2 separate regions of the Homo sapiens genome follow, and region 1 is linked to region 2. Evidence: chromatin contacts called from ENCODE Hi-C data. All regions are on one chromosome and are shown on one strand. The core of a region is the stretch at or near the end of the contact, and the rest is flanking DNA. Distances in the headings are between cores, read along the strand shown.

Region 1 (3,604 bases), core at 609-3,108, 330 kb before region 2:
CCAATTTTTTTGACTTTTGGTAGAGATGGAATCTCACTATGTTGGCCAGGATGGTCTTGAACTCCTGGACTCAAGCAATCCACCTGCCTTGGCCTCCCAAAGTGCTGGGACTATAGCTGTGAGCCACCATGCCTGGCCTGCCAACTCCTAATCATCCTTCTAAGCTCCATCCCAGGTATCACAGCCTTTGGGAAGTCATCCCTGATGGCACCTGCCCAGCCCGCACTGGGCAGACACTGCTTCCTGGAGCTGATGTCCACGAGTGCTCTCATTACACTGCACCCCAATTGCTTCTCTGTCCCCACCCCCAGAGCATGATCCCCTGAAGAGATGATAACCTGATCCATCTTGTTCTGTTGTGTTTGTGGAGTGCTGGCTTAGGGTAACAGTGGAAGAAAGGGTAGCTGGATGTGTGAATCAACAAACGAGTCCTCCACTGAGGGTGACATGGAGGCCAGAGCCAGGCTACCTAGCAGCTTGGCAGGAGAGGCAGGCAGGTGGCCCCTGGCAGAGATCTCTGTGATGAAGGCCAGATTTGGGCATGTAAGATACGCGAACCCAGAGGCAGAAGAAAATTATGGCTGTGGTGGACCTTGGCTGCCTGGGTGGCACAAACTGTTCTATCACATCCTACTAGACAGGATGCTTGAAAAAGAGGGAGCAAGAGAAAGAGAGAGAGAGAGAGATAGAGACAGACAGAGAGAGATAGACAGACACAGACAGACAGAGAGAGAGAGAGAGAGCAACCATACTTGAGATCTGCAGAGTGGAAAACCATGGTGGTTTCAGCACTCAGACCTGTGAGACCATGCCCCAGAGCCTGATCCTCCCCATAGAAGCACACAAGTCTGGGTTCTCCACATCAAACAGCAGAGAGAGCCTGCACACAAGTGATGAGGCTTTGGGACTCCGCCAGCACCCCAACAGGGTCCATCCTGGCAGAACACCATCGGATGGACGACGTGGGATGGGGAAGGCAGGAGGCGAGGCTGACGGGGAGAGAGCTCAACCAAAGATGAGCAGTGCCAACGAGTTTAACTGTGTAAATAGGATCTTCTCCAAAAATCAAACACTATGGTACATAGTTCGATCCTCATTGTATAATATTGCACTATGGGTGGTCACTGCACAATTTTTCAACTTTTCTCCAAGTATGAAAACCTTCACAAAGAAAAATAATGGAAATACCAAAGAGTAGTATTCTCCTTACAGAGAGCAGAAAATATCAAGAACAAAACATGAATGGCCAGTGATTGGGAGGTGTGAGGTCACCGGGACCAGAACGGCACAAGCTCCACACTAAAACAAAGCTGCAGGGTCACAAGGAAACAGCAGCACGAAGCTACCACACTGGAATGGCCACTCTTCATTCCTTCAATAACTGATGCTTGGGATTTACAGGAAGAGAATGAGGAGCACTGGCTTCTACCAACCATCAAGGCAGTTTCTTTGGGGCATGTTACTTAATTTCTATCAACTGTTATTACACAGGGAGGGTTAGAATTTTTATAACACTGAATAAAAATCCTCTTAACACCTTCAGTTGTCTAAGTCACAGAAGAAAATCCAACCAAAGGGAATGACGGCCTAAACAATAATGACCAAATGATCAATTCTTATTGCAAATTTGAGGTATACAAGATGGAACCCCCATCATAAAAATCATTTTAAAACAGAAAATTTAGCATTTTCACATCTGCTTATTACTTGCAACTGTGTTCAAAGATTGTCCAACTTGCTGAATGCCATCACCTAAAAGCAACGCAGAGCATGATACACAGAAAACACAACACGCCCACAACTAGGAGACTGTTGAGTTAGGTCTTGACAAGGAGCCAACTGGGCAGACAGCCAAAGAAGAATAGTAAAGGAGGTTCATTTGATCCCTCTGTGCAATCAGGGGCAGATGGGCTGGTTAACAAAAAACAACAAACTATAAAGAACTTCTGGTCTGTGCTGGTAAATTTGTTATTACTTTCCTGCGAAGCTGTAAATAACCAGTTCTCTCACAACAGCCCGTTTTCCCAAACCTCCTAATTCTGCACAGGCAAAGCAAACACAGCCTTTGCACTGTGCCCAGAGGGCCATTTGGCCCCAGCAGCTGCTCTGCCTTATTTTAAACCTGAGCTTTGCTTCATGGGTTGGATCTTCCTTCTTAGACAAAGGCAGTTCTCGATCATTTCCAACGGTGCGCTGGGGAGCAGCCACCTTGGACGGCATTCTGGCTCCTGCCCTCGCACTACCTCCTCCTCGTTACCGCTAGCCCACTATTTTCTCCTTACGCCAAGTTTTTTTTCCTTTTTTTGCTTATTGGGAATATCAAAGCGTCAGGGCCTACATTCTCTAGACTAGGAGGAAGTCACCATGTTGTAGGTCCTTTCTAGCACTAAATATAACCTTGCTCTGCCAGTGTCTCACTTAGTTGACCCATGTTTACCAAAATCCTACTAAATGAGCGCTGTGGCACTACAGTGTGATGGAAGAATGGCTCAGAAGGCAGGGTGGCATCCTCAGGCTGCTCGAGGTCCAGCTGGTGAAAAGCCATCTGTGCACTTAAGGCACAACCAACACTCAAAAAGAGGAATAGGCTGTGATTCAAATGGGGCATTCAAACAGGATGTGCTCTGTGAACTCAGATCACTGTGGGCTGGGGTGATCAGAGGCAGCGCTCCAGAGGTGGGGCTTCAGAGGGACTAGAGAGATGTGTAGAATTCAGCCACTCAGGGGAGAGAAAGGGAGGGAGGGAGGGACCTGCTTCATCTTCATAAAGGAACAGCAGCAAAAGTGTAAACTGTAAACCCAGAAAATGTCCACTTCCCTAATATTTATGCAAACTCTTCAGCCTTTAATAAAGTCTACAACAATGAAAGGTGAGGGGTTAAAATAAAAAATGCTACTAACCATTAATATATAAAAGGAATATATATATGTATGTTCACGAATAAAACATGCAAAATTCTGCAATTTATTAAAATACTGAACTACTTACTCTCCTAGACTTCGGTCACAAAAGGTAAACGCATTTGGGAGAAAAACAACAATATTCAGTTATAGTACAAGAACTTACAATAAAATAGAGCTCACCAAACTGCCAACAGGGAACTTTATGCTGTCAAGTAGTTTAGCAATTTCTCTAAAATCACTAGATATATGTTTAGATACATTCCTTTTATTAACAAGGAAATGGATTTATACTAAATTCACATTATGATACCCACATTGTAGTGAAAATATAGTAAAATTATCTTTAAAACTTACTTTTTAATGGCTTTTTAAAAACAAGTCCCCACAACACAAACTGTCCCTGCTGACGTGTTAGCACACAGAGACGTCATTACAGAAAGAGGGGAAGTAAGAGAACTAAGGATTTCTGCCTGTCATGATGGAGGCAGCTGTAAGAAAAGCTCATGCCTCATATTTTATAGAACACAATCTCAGGGCTGGCAGAGCCCCAGCTGGTCCCCTGCTACGTGCCTAGGCCTAAAGGGGCAGAGTCCACGTATGTCAGGGTAGGGAAATGACACAGGGCCAGGTACAGGATAAATAGCACAAATGACACATGGTCTCTGTGACGAAGCCACTGAGAGCTCCTTATCTAGCAACT
Region 2 (4,055 bases), core at 641-3,140:
AGGTTGCAATATGTTCCCAACACCCACCTTTCAAGTTTTTAAAATGGCATTTCAATTTTTTCTTCAGTTTGTATGCTCAGCCACCTGTGCGCTTCCTCTACTTTTCTAAAGTGAAGAAAAGGAAAAAAAAATGGTTTCTTTCTAATATAATATTAATAGGTCTGGGTTTTTGGATTAATATACTGTAATAAGCAGCTCTCTAATTGATTACAAATCCCACTGGAACACTCCCCTGGGGGAATGAAGGTCCTGTTCTTTTTACTCTTCCTTTTATCCTCTATTCCATTTCAGCTGAGAATCCACCAAACTAGGATTGAGTCGACCAGTGAAAGGATTCTAGGCAAGACGGGATTGCACTGATGAGTTCCACTGCCTCCTTTTCAGAGAGACAAACGTAAGCCCACAGACTGATTACTAAGGCAGGTGTATTTTTATCTGTGCTGCCTTCTTATTCAAGACTCTAAGCTAGTCATCAACCCAATGGTATAACTGATAGCTGACGGGAGTTTCTGGAATGGGTGTTAAGTGTGAGAGAGATGAAGGCCTAGTGATAAGGTCGGCTCTAAATGTAGATTTACTTGGATTCCAATCTACTTACCAGCTGTGTGCCCCTGGGCAAGTTACCTCTTCTGTGACTCAACTTCCTTGAAGGAGGGTGTGTAAAAGTGTCTATTTCACACGGTTATTGTGAGGATTAAATACCAAAAGTATTAAAGCTGTGGTTAAACTCTCAGTAAACATTAGTTATTTCTACCAAAGTTAAACTGCCAAATCCTTGAGTCTTGATTTGTCCTCATAACTGCTGTGGCATTTCTCCTCTTTTAAAGTCTTCTGAACAGAAGTTGACGTTTGCATTTTAAAGGAACTCAAATGGCTTACTTTTACGAAGTTGGGGGGATTATATATACACGTGACCCGCCAGGGTATGTAAACCTGGCGGACTTCAACAGTCTGGGGGTGCCTGCGCTCAAGGGGTGAAGGGATGCTTAGAAACTTTCTCAGGAAGAAGGTGGGGCCTTCAACGAGGGCGGCTGGCTACAAAGAACTAAACTTTCACACAGCAAAGGGGAGCCGGTCTCCCTGCGCCCGCGGGCGTCGAACCCAGGCCCAGCTCTCACCACCCAAAGGCCCGGGTGCGGCTGCAGGGTGACGAAAGCGTCAGACCCCGGGGCTGCTCTCAGCTTTGGGCTTTCACCCGGCACTCTCCCAGACAAAGGGGCTTCTCAGCCAGGTCGCTGTTTTGGTTTGTCGTCCTCCCAGCCCCCACCTTCGTCCCCAACTTCCCCTGGCGCTGGCTCGGCGGCGTCCCTCACATCGTCCCTCCGGCCGCCACCCCGGGCCCCTTTGTTGTCTGCCGTCTCTCCCAGAGAGGGGTGGGGGGCCGCGACATTCCAGGGAGGAGAAACCGAGGAGTGAGGGGCAAAGACGCTCTTCCATGCTCTCACCCGAGGAGCGCGCCCCACGACGCTGGCCAGCCGTTCTCCGGCGACGGCCCGGGCCGCGCCTCGGCGCCCTCGCCCGGGTCCTCGGCACGGGGGAGGGGCGTGGCGCGGCCGGCGCTCTCTGATTGGCTGCGGGCGTCAGGGCGTCGCGCCGCGATTGGGTCGCGCAGCTGTCTGGAGCGAGAGCGCGCGAGGTGGGGAGGGGGCCGCTGGAAGCTGCTGGAAGTCGGGGGCGGGGGATGCGGCTGGGGCGCCGGGGCGGGGACGACGGGGGCGACGGCAGGACGGGCCGCGCCTGTGCAGGGCGGTCGGGGGCGGCGGGCGCGGGAGGAGGTGGCGGCGGAGGGGGAGGTGCGAGCCGGGCACCGCCCCCGGCCCCTCCCCGGCCTTCCCCGCGCAGAGCTCCGACCGCGGGCGGCCCAGGGGCGGGCGCGCCGCTGCATCCCCATCCTCGTCGTCGCCCGGCACAGCGCGAGCGGGCGAGCGGCGCGGGCGGCCGGAGCGCCGAGGCCCGGCCATGGCCACCACCAGCACCACGGGCTCCACCCTGCTGCAGCCCCTCAGCAACGCCGTGCAGCTGCCCATCGACCAGGTACCCCGAGGCGCCCTGGCGCCGGGCGTCGCGCCCTCGCCGCCCCTCCCCGCCGCGGTGCCACCCGACCGGGGGCCCGGGAGGAGGGTGGGGGCTGGGGCCGGGCGCCCGGTGCCCCCCTACCCGCCGCTCCCTGGAAGGGAGGGGGCAACAAGCCGGTTATTGTCCCAGAGCCCCCTCCCTCCTGGGTGCGCCCCCAGCCCGCCATCCCCGGGCCGAGCGGGAGGTGGGCCGGGCGTTGTTGCCGGCGACAGCCCCCGGGGAGGGTGGTCGTATGGGCGTGCGGGTGTGCATGCGGTCCCTGCCCTTCGCGGCAGCGGCGCTCGGATCCGGTGGTCGGGTCCCGGAGCAGCCCCCGGTGCGCATGGACCGGGTTGTGGAAAGGGTGCGGAAGGCTGCGCTTTGGGGAGCCTGGCGTGGTGCTGCCTGCCCCGCGCGCGCCTCTGAGCGACCCCCGGAGAGGCTGATGCATGGGTCTGGGTGTGCTGGGTGCCTTAGAGACGGCGTCGATGGGTGCTAGGGGCCCGGAGAGGCTTAAGCGCTACTGCACTTTGGGGACAGTTTGCGTTGGATTGTGGCTTAAGAGAGACAGAGGCAACAGTTTGTGGGAAGGCAGACAGGTTATGAAGAAAAGTCGGAGTTAATCCCAGGATTCTTGCTGACAAAGTGGCAACCTTGTAGATTGATGCAGCCACTTTACCTCCTTGCCCAGCCCTCAGAAAAGCTCTTGACAGTGTCTAGGGAAGGGTGGTATTTAAATGAGGCCAATCGAGTTTGATGGTTTAAAGGGCCTAACGATTACTGAGAAATAAACAGCATTGTGATGGGAAAAGCAGCGCCATTTTTACTGAGAAAAGAAAGTTTGGAAGTATTTTGTTGTGACAGTGAGATTTAGGGAAGTTGTTAATGAGGCGGGGGCTGGGGGGCGGGGGTGTATAGTTAGGTGATTGCTCTAGCCCCAGGCTAAAGGTAGTTAACTTTGGAAATTTTGCTTACAGTTATTTCAAGTGTACTTAACCTGGAAGTGTTTGGACTTCACACGGGATACTGGTTCACTGTCTTGAACTTGAAGGTGCTGCTGTCATTTAGTCTTCAGGGATTTCACTTCAATACGGGATTCCTTCTTGTCCAGACGGCTTTCCATAGCAGCAAGCTGGAAACCTGACATTAGGATACTAGCTGCTTTGTGCTTTACTGTTTTAAATAAAATCGCCTTAAGTATGTCGAAGGAGTGTTAAACAATTGTGGCTTCTGTTGAAATTCCACATCGCGGTCATAACTTCTGGTTAATAGTAAAGTACCTATCCCCCACCTGTCTTGAACAAGAGTTCTAATGGGTGTCTTGCTAATAAAGTATGGTAGTGAAATTAATCGTGTATTCGAAGAAAATATTCTTCTCTCTTTATTAATAAATTGACCAGAATTTAGGGTTTTTCATCCTCCCGGCCCCGCGGAGGATTCTTGCTGACATTTCCACACTGGTGTGCAGTGTATGACCTTTTAGCATATCACACTCCTGCCTTAAATAGGCTACTTCCAGTATATCAGCAAATGCAGGGTGGGTGTCTGTTGAAAAGTTCTTTGCTGATGAGGAGCAAGGGAGATAGGTTTATATATTTACATTTCTTTCAGAGAGATGGGCACATGTTCACGTTCCCTTTTTCTCTCCCCCATCTTTCTTTCCCTCCCGCTCCATGTCTGCCATAGCCCTACCCGTCCCTGCTATGCTGAAATATTTTCTTGACTATGCTAATAATACCTATTCATTTATATAATGCTTATAACTTTTTAAAGTGATTTGCTATTAATGAACGCATTTAAGCATCCAGAGAAAGTTCTTTTCAGTACTGAAGTAAGCAGGAGAATCAAGGGAAAGTGACAGGACTTAAAATTTTTGACATCCTTCTTTATTAGCTAAAGGTCTTAAGTTGGTACCTTGGGACTACTCTAAATTTGTACAGCCATGTGTAGCCCTGACTTTGTATAGCACAGTCGTGCACTGCATAGTGACATTTTGGTCA

What was found. Hi-C counts contacts between places; a loop is a spot of excess contacts on that map. Pooled maps may share reads with other maps.
Region 1: a loop to region 2 is called in a map of PC-9, with 4 times the contacts of the local background. The contact joins the enhancer-like site here to the promoter of MBOAT2 in region 2. A Hi-C loop is called at or near these places in 1 of 168 maps with a recorded cell type or tissue (PC-9) and 5 of 50 pooled maps.

Annotation. Positions count from the first base shown.
Region 1 is chr2:9,335,430-9,339,033 of GRCh38, reverse strand. The region is part of intron 9 of ASAP2 (ArfGAP with SH3 domain, ankyrin repeat and PH domain 2); the gene reads right to left. Among named protein-coding and RNA genes, the nearest start is that of ITGB1BP1, 86 kb to the left of the region's middle. Within about 2 kb of position 1,858, at least 11 of the 41 ENCODE cell types and tissues checked have a DNase peak (open chromatin) inside an H3K27ac peak, as active enhancers do; they include PC-9, where a contact is called at or near this core.
Region 2 is chr2:9,001,519-9,005,573 of GRCh38, reverse strand. It overlaps MBOAT2 (membrane bound glycerophospholipid O-acyltransferase 2), which reads left to right and starts at 1,890. Exons shown (of 13, transcript NM_138799.4): 1 at 1,890-2,034. The coding sequence starts at 1,960. LOC124907728 (a long non-coding RNA gene) reads right to left here and starts at 1,498. Exons shown (of 2, transcript XR_007086199.1): 1 at 1,446-1,498; 2 at 1-105. RefSeq lists silencers at 1,517-1,976, 2,520-2,814 and an enhancer at 2,579-3,233.